Linked DNA regions of Homo sapiens: region 1 is linked to region 2. Evidence: chromatin contacts called from ENCODE Hi-C or POLR2A ChIA-PET data. All regions are on one chromosome and are shown on one strand. Each heading gives the region's core, a stretch centred on a gene start or an enhancer-like site at or near the end of the contact. The rest is flanking DNA. Distances are from core to core; before and after follow the strand shown. Region 1 holds the start of SLC17A9 (solute carrier family 17 member 9). Region 2 holds the start of PPDPF (pancreatic progenitor cell differentiation and proliferation factor).

Evidence for each region. Hi-C counts contacts between places; a loop is a spot of excess contacts on that map. ChIA-PET counts read pairs that join two places held with the same protein, here RNA polymerase II (POLR2A). Pooled maps may share reads with other maps.
Region 1: a loop to region 2 is called in a map with no recorded cell type, with 11 times the contacts of the local background. The contact joins the promoter of SLC17A9 here to the promoter of PPDPF in region 2. A Hi-C loop is called at or near these places in 1 of 37 single-sample maps with no recorded cell type and 9 of 50 pooled maps. POLR2A ChIA-PET finds 5 or more read pairs at or near these places in 2 of 52 experiments (GM10248 and PC-9).

The regions. Positions count from the first base shown.
Region 1 is chr20:62,947,128-62,954,182 of GRCh38, forward strand. SLC17A9 (solute carrier family 17 member 9) reads left to right here and starts at 5,582. Exons shown (of 13, transcript NM_022082.4): 1 at 5,582-5,762. The coding sequence starts at 5,704. GID8 (GID complex subunit 8 homolog) reads left to right here. Exons shown (of 5, transcript NM_017896.3): 5 at 1-1,348. RefSeq lists an enhancer at 4,992-5,821 and silencers at 5,373-5,692, 5,703-5,802.
Region 2 is chr20:63,518,293-63,525,600 of GRCh38, forward strand. It overlaps PPDPF (pancreatic progenitor cell differentiation and proliferation factor), which reads left to right and starts at 2,473. Exons shown (of 4, transcript NM_024299.4): 1 at 2,473-2,602; 2 at 2,992-3,071; 3 at 3,220-3,297; 4 at 3,376-3,914. The coding sequence starts at 3,017. The coding sequence ends at 3,587. LOC102723814 (a long non-coding RNA gene) reads right to left here and starts at 2,381. Exons shown (of 2, transcript XR_430332.4): 1 at 180-2,381. RefSeq lists enhancers at 1-729, 730-1,606, 1,607-2,483 and silencers at 1,756-2,005, 2,066-2,615, 2,726-2,925.

The sequences.
Region 1 (7,055 bases), core at 4,332-6,831, 570 kb before region 2:
GTCGGGGAGACTGGGAAGTCTCCAGCGTTACTGCTCTCCTTCCCTTCATGATAAGCCAGTGCCAGCATCCAGCGTGAGCAGACGTCGGGGAGACTGGGAAGTCTCCGATGTTACTGCCTGCCTTCCTTTCGTGTGAGGGGCTGCACTTGCTTTTCTTGTGATCTGTTAGTGGACGAGGTCTTCCAAGGAAGTGCTTTGCACACTTTCTTTGCTCCTTTTTACAGTCTTTGTCTTTGCAGCAAGCAAATGAAATTAAGCCACTTTGGGATAATGAACATTCAGTATAATTCTACTTTGTCTCATTTTGGATCTCACTGTTGTCTTTATAAAAATGGCACATTTTACAAAGTAGTTTATTCTTATTATACTTTCTGCTGGAGAGTGCCTTGAAATAAAATGTGAGAGTATTCTGGTACTCTGTGTTCCAGATGCATGAAATTGGGTGAGGAATAACCCCTAGTCTGGAATCTTTGTGAAGCATAGGGTTATTGCAAGGCAAATGGGAACTAACACATCTTGCCATTTGAATCAGGGTCTCCAGTTTCTAGAAAAGGCAGACACTGGTTGGGACCAAAGTCTCCATGGCACATGACTGAAGACTGGTGGTCGTGTGTGTGCGGAGTCCACGGAAGCCTCGGGGAGGTGGAGCTGCTCCTTCCATTCCGTCAGGACGTGATCTGAAAACATGTAGAGAAGATGAGTTGAGGACAGCTTTTCTAAGGCAATGTGATGTCTTTGCTTTCTTATTTCTCTTTCTCTGCGTTGTTAGTTTTGAAGAGTGGAGGAGCTAGGGGCTCCAGAAAGAATCTTACACATGTGTTGAAGACATTGATGTCATAGGGAGCGGGGAGCTGCATTCCCTTCTGGGCTGTTACTGCTAAATCTCAGTATGAACAGACCAGGCGGAAAGCTTGGTGGCCAAGCAGTCTGTGTGCTTCCCCGCTGATGGAGAACGTTGCGTTGTTCACAATAGGGCCTCATGGGTGTAGCCGCATGGCAGACCCATGGCTGGCGCAGCTGCCTGTTGCCGTCTGTCTTCAGTAACTGCTGCTCTGTTAACTGTTCTATTCTGATACTACGCGTGTTGTTTTTTACAACAGGTATGTTTTTGTTTCAGAAATATGTATTGCTTTTCTCATATTTTTTGCAAATTGTATTGTCAACATGGGTCATTTAAAGTCCTGTATGAACCATAACCTGCTGTGGTACCTTTGTACATGTTTGATTCTGTATTCTTTATTCCAGTGTGGCATATGTGCCCCTCTGTATCTTTTGAGAAGTGCGGAATAGGTTGCTTCTACCACCTGTTCTTAATGTAACAGTAAAAGTTTTCACATTTTTCTCAGAACTGTTATCTGGAAGCTCTCTTTTTTCCTAAGGGTATTTTAATAACAAATACTGATGCATTTGTATTGAAAGTTGATATCTTGGAATGGAAGGACAGAAGAAAGCTCGCCTCTTGGAACTGTAGTTGGCTCTCCTCTCACTCTGACAGTGCTGCCCCTTTTAGTTTGTAAATCTGTACTTGGTGTGTTTAATTTGAAACCTATCGGCTGCTCTCTTGACTGGGGCACTTAATGTTTCATAAACTAATTTCCTTGGTGTGAAGGAAGTAGAACTTTTGAGCTACCCACTGCATGATTTTAAACTGATTTTAATAGCCTAAGTAATTACTCTTTTTTTTTTTTTTTTTTTGCTTAATGAAATTTTCCAAACATATTAAAAACAGAGGGAATACGCCAGCACATCCCAGTATCCACCAGTCAGCCTGACACCCACCACCACCTGCCAGAGCCCCAGGCAGGAGATAACTACAGGTGTCTGATTCTGGGTGGCTACCATGCTTTCAGGGCCATGAGCGTCTTCATGAGTGGAAGGCAGTTGTAGGGTTCTTGGAAAGGACTCAGACTGACCCCTTCAAGGGCCTGAGGTGAAATTCAGAAACTGCCCATGCAGAGAAGCTGAGCAGCGGGCATCATGGAGCGAGGCGTTGAGAGCTTGCATGTTTGTTGGGTATCAGAGAACAGGGAAGGCCTCTCCTCACCTGCTGCTCCTCCCTATGTGGCAGTGGCATGTCACAGTGTTCTTGATGTTCACACACCTGTGCCAGTCCATTAGCCTCACGGGTCAGAAGGCAGCACGGTAGTTCTTAGTGGAGGTGGGCATCACCAGGAATGCTTCAGTGTGAGCTCCCACACTACAGTCTGGAGGCTCACACCATCCTTGCACACATGGCCTTCCTGTCTTAGATATTCTGCCTTATTTTGGAATGCCATCTTTGCTTGTGGTTTTTCACTTCTGTTAAAGTAGAACATGGGGTTTGAATGGGCCTTTGGTGTAACTAGCTATGGCAAGAATCTTTTAAGAGATGTGCTCTTTGGAGATACAATGTCCTGAGCTTGTTTGCCTTTTCCAGAAGCCACAAAATGGCTTTGAAGATAAACAGGCCCATGCTACAGAGCCACCGGCACAAGGCACCTGGTGTGCAGGAGCTGAGGTGCAGCCTGTGGTTAATTGATAATAATCATGTCCCCACATCTGCACAGTGGGGGCTGTTTCTCTCATTTCACACCCCAGTATCCACCAGTCAGCCTGGTGCATGTGTGCGGGGAATATTTAAAGGGAATGTGACGTTCTGATTTGTCTGTAACATTTCAGTGTCACCTAGTTCAAGGCCAGGTTTACGGGTCCAAATTGTCCATAGTACAGAAGACCATTTATCAGGTGAAGCCCGTAAAGCCATAGGCACAGCTATAACCAAAAGAATTCATGAAAGGAGTAACAACTGAAGGTGAGTGGGTTTCCTCATGTTTGTAAATGCAGGTCACGTTGCAGGCTCTTCCGCCAGCTGTCCGTCCATGCAAGGCAGTTGGTCACCCCGCAGGCTCACTTCGGAGATGAAGAGTGCTGGGTGCAGCAGCGCCTCCTGTCCTTGGGTCTCTGTGTATTTGAGGTGGAATTGATGAGCTTGGGAACCAGGGAGAAGCGGTGGAGCTGCTGTTGCCTTGAGCTGCCCGTGTCAGGCAAGGTCTCCGCCTGGCTGTGACTTCTGCTTCCTGGAGACACATCTGTAGGCGTTCCTCACACAAACAAGGTTTTCTCCCTCTTGTGGATCACGGTGTGTGACTGACAGCTTTGGTAATTTTCCCAGCTGGCTTTGAAAGTGAAGCAGGCTGACCCGTCACCAAGAATTCTCTGCCATGGAGGGTCATGGAAGAACGGGAAGAGGTGCTGGCGGTCACAGCAGCCCAGGGTTCGTCTGTGCTCGTTTATAGATTTGTGTGCCCATCCAGTCCTCACTGGGCCCTCCCAGTTTTAGAAATGTTGAACACTAGTGCTTGTAAGATTCGAACAATGAGTTTACCAGCTCTGAGAAAAATGAACTGCTCCAGAACCTTCAAGAATGTTTCTCTGTATCACGCCCACATCACACCGAATCCATTTGTCGTCATTGCAGAGTTCATCTTTCTGGTTTTGAGCACCATCTCACACAGTTCTTTGTCTTTTTCCAGTCTGCTGTTGACTGGGTTAGCTCAGCCCGAAAGGTGCCCCCACCTTTGAGGCAGTTCCCGCACGTGATGTCCAGTACCGCGGTCTTCCCTCTTGCTGCTGCCTGTCAGTCATGGCAGAGGAAAGTGTCATCTGTCAGTCTCCTTTTCATGGACTCCTCATCTTGAGAATTGTAGTTGGGCTGGAAGGTTGCAGGGCTAAGTGGGGTGCAGGGAGGAGCCCCAGGCCCAGGGCTGGCTTGTCTTGGTTTACAAGAAGCTGTGCGGGGTCTCCTGGGGCGTCTGTGGGGGGTGTGGATGCAGAGGCTGAGCAACGGGCGCCATACGTAGTGAGGTGTGGATTTGCTTTAGGAAAATCTCTAGCATCGTCTCCCTATAGCAGCACTTGAAATAAACAAGAAGTTAGGTGGGCCAGGCCCAACAAGAGGGAGGCACGCAGCCTTCCAGAAGCAGAGGCCAGTGGGTGCTGGCTGTGACTGCCCTGTCCGCAAGGTCACCCTGTGTCCTTGAAAACCCAGGTGTTGACTGTCTATTGTCCCTACATAATTTTTCACCTTAGGCCTCAAAGATGCTTGGGTGCGGGGCAGCTCTCAGAATCCACCAGAAGCGTGGAGAGCCTCCATCTGGCCACTACCAGCACCCAGCTTTATAATGTCCCTGTGAGATGGCCCCTTCACCCACCCAGCCATCCCTGCATGGCCCGTTTCTTCAGCTCATCCAGCCTTCACTCAGGTGTCCAGGGGTGCCTCCTCAGCCCAACCTATTTGAAGTAACACCCCTTCCCTACCCCTTTCACTACTTTGATTTTTGTCTACCTGCCCCAGAACATCAGCTCCAGGAGGAAGGGGACTTTGGGTAACCAGATGGCAAATGTCTGCTGCAGCATGATCACAGATCTCGGTAGGAAATCACCATCACAGAGTGAATGGAAGCGAATCACCTCAAAGAGGGTGCTGTTGACAGCGATACGTTTAGCAACAGTTTCCAAACTTCCTGGCTATGGGCTAGGGCTGTTTGGGGCAATAAACCTCTCTCTGCCACCATCTTTTCACCTACCCTACGTCAGGATGGATGAAAGTATGACCTTGCTTTTCAGGGTGCCCGTGTCTTTCTGTTCAGAGGGCCCTGGGAGCAGGCCCTGCAGTGCAGTGGGTTGGGCTGTTGGAGACCTGAGGGCTAGGGGGAGGGAGGGGGTAAATGTGGGTCTGTTCTAAGTGCAAGGCCCTGCCTTAGACGTGTCTCCCTCGGCCCCTGGGTGGTGGCTGCTGCGTGGAGGATGGACTGAGGTGGGCCCTAGTGGAGGTGGGGGCAACGCCTGAGGAGCAGGCCCTGCCGCCTCCTGGGGAAAGGCTGCATGGTTGAGGCCTTCCCCTGCTGGCTTCATCCTTGGCATGGCAGCAGGAGCACACAGAGTGGGGGCCCCACCCCGTCACCCCTGCCCCCGAGCCCAGAACCTGGCCTGTGATGGGTCCTCAGGACACCTTTTGTCCAGGAACCCAGGGGCCAATGACAACCTTCACAGGCATCTGCTGAGAAGACATGGGCCAGCGCTGGATTTGTCCAGCTCTCCCAGGCTTGGTCCAAGGGCTCAGGAGTGGACCCATCCCTGCCCCGAAAGATCCATTTTAAAAATCAGTGACCCTGTACTTTTACTCTCTTTGCACTTGGTTAAGACTTTATCCCTGATTTTATTTGATCGGTAAGGCAGGGACTGCCATCATTCCCCATTTTATAGACAGAGGACAGACGGCCCCATGGCTCCGTGTCGTGTCCAAGGGATGGGCTGGCACCTCTTGGACCAGGCTTACCACCAGGGCCCTTCTCTGAAGCCCCAGTCTGACCGGCCTGCTGCTGGGAATCCCCCTCTGCCCCCACACTAACCTCTGCTGGGGCTGAGCCAGGGCGCGTCGGACAGTCAGGGCGACCCAGCCAGGGCGACCGTTGGCCCCGCTCCTATGGGGCAGCAGGGACCGACGTCAGCAGGGTGGGGCGGGCACCCGAGTGGTATGCCCCGCCCTGCCCCGCCTGCCCGCCCTGGTGGCCGTCTGGGGGCGACAAGTCCTGAGAGAACCAGACGGAAGCGCGCTGGGACTGACACGTGGACTTGGGCGGTGCTGCCCGGGTGGGTCAGCCTGGGCTGGGAGGCAGCCCCGGGACACAGCTGTGCCCACGCCGTCTGAGCACCCCAAGCCCGATGCAGCCACCCCCAGACGAGGCCCGCAGGGACATGGCCGGGGACACCCAGTGGTCCAGGTGTGGCGGGGGTGAGGGGAGGGGGGGTGGGAGCGGTGGAGATGGGGCCGTGGGGAGGGAGCTGAGATACTGCCACGTGGGACGATGCTAGGTGGGGAGGGCTGAGCTGGGCGGGCTCCTCTGGCTGTGGGGCCCCCTGTGTTCCTTGTGGGAGGTGGAAGGAAGTGAGTGCCCTGTCCTTCCTCCCTGCCATGAGATTCCAGGACCGGACCTGGCAAGTGCCCTATCCCAGCCAGTGTTCCTGGGGCTCTTCCAGGCAGGGCTATGTTCCCCAGGCCAGGGGCATTGTCCTGGACAGTCAGGAGGCATACCCCTCGCCAGGTGGAACCACCCTGTGTATGCATGACCCTGACAAGCAGGCGCCAGGACAGTCAGGAGGCCAGGTAGGGGGCACGGGCTGGAGCCTGCAGCTGGACGGGGTTGGGGGGGGTCCTGCCACCACGTGCCAGCTGTGTGCTGAGGACGAGCTCCCCGCTGGCTTCAGCTCTCGGAGCATTTGGTGGTGGGGAGAAGCAGGGCCTGGGCAGGTCGCCTGGCCACCAGCACTGCTGCCTGTAGGAGGCTCCCTGGGCAGGTGACGCCTCAGAAACCGGGCGAGATGGTGACCGCGGGCCATTGGTCAGCTGGGGAGGGCCTCTGCCAGGGAGCTCCTGAGAGCAGCCCCCACACTGCTGAACCCCTTGGCTCTGGGTCTTGGGCTGAGGCCTTAAGTGGCTGGACCCTGGGCCTAGACTCAGGCCCTGTGGGTTCCAGAGCAGTCTCCTGCCTGCACTGAGTCCCCAGGGTACCTACCCTGACCATGGCAAGGTAATGGCACCTTCTGGCCCCACCAGTTCCCAGCTGTATGAGGGCTGAGGACCCTAGAAGTGCTGGGAAGAGTTGTAGGAAGGCCCAAAGGGGCAGTGCCACCATCGGATGTTGGCACCCAGATGAAGGGAGCGCTGGCTGCATGGGAAAAGCTGGCAGCCCAGATCACAGCCCTGTCAGGCGCCAATTAGAGGGGAGGGCTGCCCTCAGCGGGCCCTGCCCCTTGCTCTCTTCCTCTTCCCCCACCCACGTTCATCCAGGCCTGCCGGGCAGGGCCAGCTCCCCAGGGATTCAGGGCCTCCTCACTGGCGGCTGGTTTGAGTGGCTCCGCCTTCACTACGTCCCTCCCAGGCTCGATGTTTAAAAAGGAGCCCTTGCCGCAGCCTTCACTACGTCCCTCCCAGGCTCGATGTTTAAAAAGGAGCCCTTGCCGCAGCCTTCACTACGTCCCTCCCAGGCTCGATGTTTAAAAAGGAGCCCTTGCCA
Region 2 (7,308 bases), core at 1,223-3,722:
TAGCTTTTCTGCCCCCATTTCCTACAGCCGGGGAGGCTCGGGTGCAGTGTCTCTCCTCGCTCCTGCTTCCTGACCCAGAGCCCAGACCTGGGACTTCCCAAAAGCCCCCAGACACACCAAGGGCACCGCCGAACCCCTCAGAGCCAAGGGAGAGGAGAGCTAGCGTTCCCTGAGCTCACCTTGCCTGGTGGCACGGGTCCCCTCTGTCTGCGGCCACTGTCATGGGAGAAGCCAGGCTCAGCCACTGGCAAGAGCAGGCAGCCAGCAAGAGGTGGATGTGGGTCCAAGCCCAGGCCACACGGCTCCCAGCAAGAGCCATGGCCAGGGGCCAGTCGGCAGCCCCTCTGCCCGACAAGGATGTGGGCCAGCGTCGTCTGCACTTCAGAGGAGACGAGAACCAGGAGGCGGCCCCCGAGGGCATCCCGCGGGTCCTCACGGAGGCTGCGTTCTCCCACCTTGGCCAGGATGCCCCGGGAACACCATGCAGCGTCTCTGAGGCTTCCTGTGCAGAGGGGCTCACAGAGCCCCCACCGGCCTGGTTTAGTAAATGCAGTTTTTACCTTTTCACTTTAAAGGAAAATGAAAATTCCTCCTTTCAGACGCTCTGTGACTGATGTTGACCGGTGTTGACTGGTGAGGTTGAGAATGAGGTGAGCTGGGTCAGGCCAGCCTAGAGGGAAGCGGGTGACCTGGAAGGCCGTGCTGTCAGGCGTGGTCGGCAGTCGGCCCCACGGCTCCTTCAGGGTGGGCCTGGACCACAGACACCTCACCAGGGTCTCCCGTCCCTGGGCGGCTGCATATGGGTCCAAGCAAGCCACAAAGGCTGTGCCAGCCAAGCCCAACGCAGGCCGCCCCTACAGTCCCTGCCCGGCCCTGCACCCTCCCCACCCCTTCCCAGGTGCTGATCACCAGTACTCACTCTGCACCCCAAACCCCAAACCCCGTCTCAGCGTCTGCCCCTGAGGACCCTCTGAGTGTCAACCCAACTGACCCGTCTGCCTCATCAGTGACCCCTCGGGGCTGCACACCTCTCCCATCGCAGGTCCTGGCACTGCTCTCCGGCACCGAGCTCCCCCTCCCAGGTGGGGCTCAGGCGGTTCCCTGCCCTCCGTCCTTAGACCTCAGCTGAAACCTGAGCTCTCCCCACCACCCGCCCCCGCCAGCCTCTGCACTGCTCCCCACGGGAAGGCCGTTCTCCCTTGGTTTACCGTTCCCTGCGCTTGGCTCGGCCATGTGCACATAGTAGGTGCTTACCACACTCGTGCAATGAACACACAGAGCGGTGCAGGGCCCAGGACAGCGCCTTCCCCACGTGCTCAGGGGGCACAAGGGCGTCCCTCCAAGTCTTGCTCAGGGGCCTCCCAGGGTCCCTGCCCAGCTGTGGGTCCTCACTGAGCACCCGGCGAGGACAGAGTACGGCATCCGTTGGCCTCGATCTCCGGAACAACACGGGCACACGGCCGTCCCAGCCAGCAACGAGAGCCACGAAACAAATCCACCCGGGCTGACTCCCGAAGCCCTCGGACTGTTCCGCCCCACGGACCTCCCGGACCCTCTCTTCCACGGGGAAGACACCGCCCAGCCAGGACCGGGTGTATAAAGAAACGGGATTTCCGTAGGGGCAGGCCGATTTCCCCTGCGGGGCCGAGGGAGGTGTGGGGAGGATTCTGCGCTGGGGGGAGGAGGAGAGGGAGGACGCCTTTCTGCCTGGGAAGGGAAAACGCGCCCCCTCCTGATTGGCATGGCGGGCCGTCCCCCGGGCCCCAGGGCCCTGCCGGGAACGCTCTGGGCTCCCCAAACATGGGGTCTCCGAGCAGTGGGGCCCAGCCTCTGCCTCCGGCGACTGGAGACTCACCTCACCCGCCCAAATCCGCCCCGCTCTCCGACTGGGCCCCGCCTCCCACTGCCCCGCCATCCGCCCACCCTTTCACCGCCCCCTGCGGGCAGCAGGCGCGTCCTGGGGCTGGGCAACCGGGGTGCAGGTTCCGGAGCTGCCAGAGCTGTGAGGGGGACTCGGGAGAGATCCAGGTTCCTCTGGCTGCGAAGTCCCTGGAGGCCGGGCCGGAGGGCTCCGCGCACGTAGCACTTTTTGGCCCGCCCGGCGCCCCCGTCGCCTCCACAAGGGCTGAAGAGGACGGGCGGGCTGGACCAGGCGGGGCTCCGAGACGCGTCCGAGACGGGGGCCTGGGCCCGGGAGAGGGGCGGGGGCTGGGCTCCCGGACCCGGGCGCGGGGCCTTTTAACCCCTGCAGACCCAGGACCGGCCGGGCCGCCCCAAGACGAACGCCGCAGGGCTGGGCTCAGCCCAAGCCAGACGGCGAGAGTCGCACCGAGGTGGAAGCTGGGGGCGCGGCCTCGCCGGGGCCAGGAAAGGGGCGGGGCCGGGTGGGGCCCGGGGAGGAGCCTGTGCGCCCCGCCCTCCGTGACGCGCCGCGGCCCCCGCGCATATAAGTGGGCGCGTCCGCGCGTGCGCACCCCGCGCGCGCCTCTCTGTCGTGGCGCGGCTTCCCGCGGTCTTCTCTGCAAATGGGCTCCGTGGCCTAGCGCCCCCGTCCCCGCCACCCGTGATCGTGCGCCGAGGCCCGCGAGGGGTCGCCGCCCAGGTGAGGGGCGCCGCGCGCGGGTGGGACGAGCAGGCCCGAGGGGCGGGGGGCGAGGGGCGGGGCTGGGCCGGGGGCTCCTCTCCTCTCCGCCTGGCGAGCGCTGGGCTCGGGGTCCCCGGCGGGCTCCTCTCGGGTCGGGCGGGTTGGGACGGCGCCCACCAGGTTCCCGACGTCTGGGCCGGGGCCCCGCGCACAAAGCGCCTTTGTTCCACCCGCTCGGCCGGTTTGGGCTGGTTGGAGCCGCCCGCGCCCCGCGCGGCGAAGGCGGTGCCGGGAGCTGGGGAGCCCCGCCTCGGTAAATAACCCAGCGCGGCGGCTCCACCCGCTGGGGAGCGCCCTTCATGACGGAAGGCCGCTGACCCGAGGGGCTCCTCCACCCCCATGCGCAGATCCCACCAGCCAGCAAGCTAAAGCATGGCGGCCATCCCCTCCAGCGGCTCGCTCGTGGCCACCCACGACTACTACCGGCGTGAGTAGCCCCTGCCCCCCATCCACGCGGATGCTCTGCTGGCGCCAGTGCCGGCCCCGTGCAGGCTGCGGAACCAGCGCTCGGCCTGAAGGCCGGTGGGCTGGGGGGCTCCGCGCCCCGCGTTGCTGACGGGACCTCTCCTCTCCAGGCCGCCTGGGTTCCACTTCCAGCAACAGCTCCTGCAGCAGTACCGAGTGCCCCGGGGAAGCCATTCCCCACCCCCCAGGTGAGTGCAGGATCGCCCCTTTCTCCCCCCGCTCCTCCAGGAGCTGGCAGCATCAAGACCCCACTTCGCTTCTCTCAGGTCTCCCCAAGGCTGACCCGGGTCATTGGTGGGCCAGCTTCTTTTTCGGGAAGTCCACCCTCCCGTTCATGGCCACGGTGTTGGAGTCCGCAGAGCACTCGGAACCTCCCCAGGCCTCCAGCAGCATGACCGCCTGTGGCCTGGCTCGGGACGCCCCGAGGAAGCAGCCCGGCGGTCAGTCCAGCACAGCCAGCGCTGGGCCCCCGTCCTGACCTGAGCGGTTACCACCAGCCCCAGGCCTGCGGAGGCGCTAGTCCACCAGAGCCCCTCCCCGCCCCTCTCCCCACTCCGCATCCCTCGCCCCCCTCCCCACCTCCCACCCCCCACCCTGTAAACTAGGCGGCTGCAGCAAGCAGACCTTCGCATCAACACAGCAGACACCAAAAACCAGTGAGAGCCCCGCTCTCTACCGCCCGGCCCCAGCACTCGCTAGCTTTCCTGACACCTGGAACTGTGCACCTGGCACCAAGCGGAAAATAAACTCCAAGCAGCCAGTAGCCCCGATGGTGTGTGCCTGAGCTGTGTGGCCCGAGGTTCCATTTGAGTGTGAGAAATGGCTGAATCCCTCCCGACCTCACTGCCTTGTGGGGGCTGGCCCTGCTCCCAGGCCTTTCTGGGCCTCCTCACGCTGTGAGGCTGTTGCTGGGGCTGATAAGGGTGGGGTTCACTGCTGCTTCTGGAGAGCCTTGGACAGCAGGCAGTCCTGGAGCTGGACAAGCAGGACCCAGGGCAGCCACTGAGGTGGGCCCCCGTGCCACCTTTAGCGGGGGGAAAGGGAGCAGGGAGGGCTGGTCCTCTGAGGGATTCAGGCCCCTTACCCGAGGGCCTGCGGGGCGGGGAGTAGCCTCTGGCTGTGAGCTGGGAAGCCCTCACTCTGGAGGGACCTGGTTCCTGCTGGTAGGTGTCTCCCAAGGGCCTCCCATAGGGGTGTTGCCCCAAGACAGGCTGAGGGGTAGGGGCTGCAGGCACCGTGGAGGGGTCTTCCTGCCACAGGCAGCCCAGCTTAAAGTGAGGGTGGCTGCATCATTCTGGCCTGGTATAGGCATGGAGTGTTGGAGTCCGGGAGTGCTGCAGGCTGGCAGGGATGGGGGTCCACACACAGGAGTGCATGGGCTGTGAGCTTAGTAGACTCCTTCATAACCAAGGTGGGTGGTGTCCCCACACCTCTGCCAGGAGCCTACAGGGATTGACTCAGTTCTGTTGAGAGGCAGCTTAGTGAGCAGGTGGGAGTCAGTGAGATAGCTGGAGACTTGATGTGTGGCCAGGGACATGGTGAGAGGAGGGGCCTCCGTGGGGTGGGAAAGGGTGGGGTTCAGTGGTGGGGGAGGGACTCTGGGGAGGGGTGGGGATCAGTGGGTGCTCCCTGCCTGGTACCCTGTTCCACTGCACTATAAATAGCTGTACTAGTTGGTGGGAAGCTGGTGGGAAGGCATCTGGCTTGTGGCCTCTGATGGCTGAGCCTTTGTCCTGTCCACAGGGTGGAGGCAGCCTCACCCAGCCATCCAAGCCGGTGGTCAGTGCTGAGGCTGGGTGGGGGAGCCTCCGATGGACCCAGGAGTGGGAGGCTGCTCCTAATGGCAGTTGAGCCCCCTGCAGCCTTTTGCAGTGTCCAGATGAAGCCCACAGAGACCCTCCTCCATGTACACACAGCTGTGAGGGTAGCAGGAGTTGGTGTTGAAGGGAGAGCCCAGCCACGCTCAGGTCCCCACCACACATGGCCTGGGGGGGCTCCGCCCTTGGCTGAGCTGGAGGGCTTGGGGTCAGGACCAAGGGTGGGTCCACCCTGCTTGGAAAGAAGCTGTCCTGGCTTTTGGAGTCAGCGGGGGAGGGGCACTGCCCGGGAGCTGGTGTCTTGTTGGAAGGGGCAGCTGGGAGTAGGGAGCAGCCGAGCCACAGGCTGCCCGCGGCATCGTCCCCTGCCTCGGGTCAGGGGGCCCCTTGACTGGAGGACCTCACAACCCTGGGGGTGTCCATGGCCTGTTCCTGGGAGCTGCACCCTCATCAGATTCTCTGTAGGGGGAGAAGTCATATCTTTTCCTCACCCATCACAAGCTTCATGGCTGAGACCTGTTAGAAACAAAATGCTTCCTCGGTGCCACAAAGAAATAGCACTCAAACATTAATTTTCTCAGCAAGGCAATTTTTACTTCTATAGAAGGGTGCGACTCGCGGATGGAGCAATGGTGAGAGCGCACCTGGACAAGGGAGGGGAAGGGGTTCTTATTCCTGACACAGGTAGCCTCTACGGCTGTGTCATTCCCCTGTTGGGTGGGGTTGGACTGCACACTCTAAGGTAATTCTGATTGACTATTTTAAAGAGAGCAGGGGTGTGACCCAGAGTGGTGGGGTGAGTAGTTTGGCAGGAAGGACAGGAACAGGTAGCTAAAGATGACTTAGGTCAGAGCAGGTGACCAGGGGCCGGGTGCGATGGCTCACGCCTGTAATCCCAGCACTTTGGGAGGCCGAGGCGGGTGGATCATGAGGTCAGGAGATCGAGACCATCTTGGCAAACGTGGTGAAACCCCGTCTCTACTAAAAATACAAAAAAAATTAGCCAGGCGTGGTGGCGGGCACCTGTAGTCCCAGCTACTCGGGAGGCTGAGGCAGGAGAATGGCAGGAACCCGGGGGGCGGAGCTTGCAGTGAGCGGACATCGCACCACTGCACTCCAGCCTGGGCAACAGAGCGAGACTCCATCTCAAAAAAAAAAAAAAAAAAAAACAGGTACCAGGATGAGTCAGGACGGAGCAGGTGACCAGGGGAACAGATGTGAACTATTGATTAAAACTGGTGGAAAAGGTTGTTTACTGAAACTATGCACGAGTTAAATGGAGAACAAAGAACTGAACATACATGCTGAGTCCTCTAAGAGAAATCTAGAACTCACTGTATCCAACAGACCCTTGAACAAAAGACAGATTAAACTGGGCGCAGTGGCTCACGCCTATATTCCCAACACTTTGGGAGGCTGAGGCAGGTGGATCACTAGAAGCCGGGACTTCAAGTCCAGCTTGGTCAACATGGCAACCAACACGGCAAAACCCTGTTTCTATCAAAAACAAAAAAATTAGCCAGACGTGGCGGTGCATGCCTGGAGTCCCAGCTACTGGGGAGGCTGAGATGGGAGGATCCCCTGAGCCCGGGAGGCGGAGGCTGCGGTGAGCCAAGATTGCGCTACTGCACTCCAGCCTGGGCGTCAGAGAGCAAGACTCTGTCTTAAAAAAAAAAAAGAAAAAGCATACAAACATTTAATGCGAGTTCCATGTGATGTGGGCCCCTTCAAAACAAAGACCAAAGAAATGGTCTATTTCACAGCGGAGCAGGAGTGAGCGGAGGATGGAAGGGTGTGATCAAGGCCCGACTTGACTCTGACATCCCTTTCCTCTGGTTAGGGGGCGGGACACCACGTGAGGGTCTGCAGGGAGAGGGTCTGGGAGTGGCCTTCCTGGGTTTTATGGCCTGCTTCAGGGAAGAAAGGCAGGGAGGTTAGAATGGCCTCAACGGTGAAATATTTATCTTTTTCTTCCTCCCTAATCCCAGAATTCAGAAACTGTTAGTGGGTTTGCATAAGTTCAATGAGAATCTGTTCTTGTAATAGGGCACAATTGAAAACATTGGTTATATTACCAAGGCTTTGACTGGAATGTCCTATTTTCAGATACGACTAAAGGAGTTAGGGTTGACTGCATGGTCCAATAAAGCCCCTTGGAAAAAAGCTGGCCTGGTACCTCACATACGTGGTTCCCTTACAGATGAGTAAAGAATGTCAATTCCTGGCAGGTCCCAGAATCTTAAGATACCTTAGGGACCTCAAGAAGAGAGGAATTCCCCTAAATCTGTACTTATTGCAGGCAAAGTCTGATGGCAAGTCTTTGCGATGGCTTCCTAGCCTCAAGAGGCTTTTAAAAGCCCAATCTCAGATTCCTTATAAAAA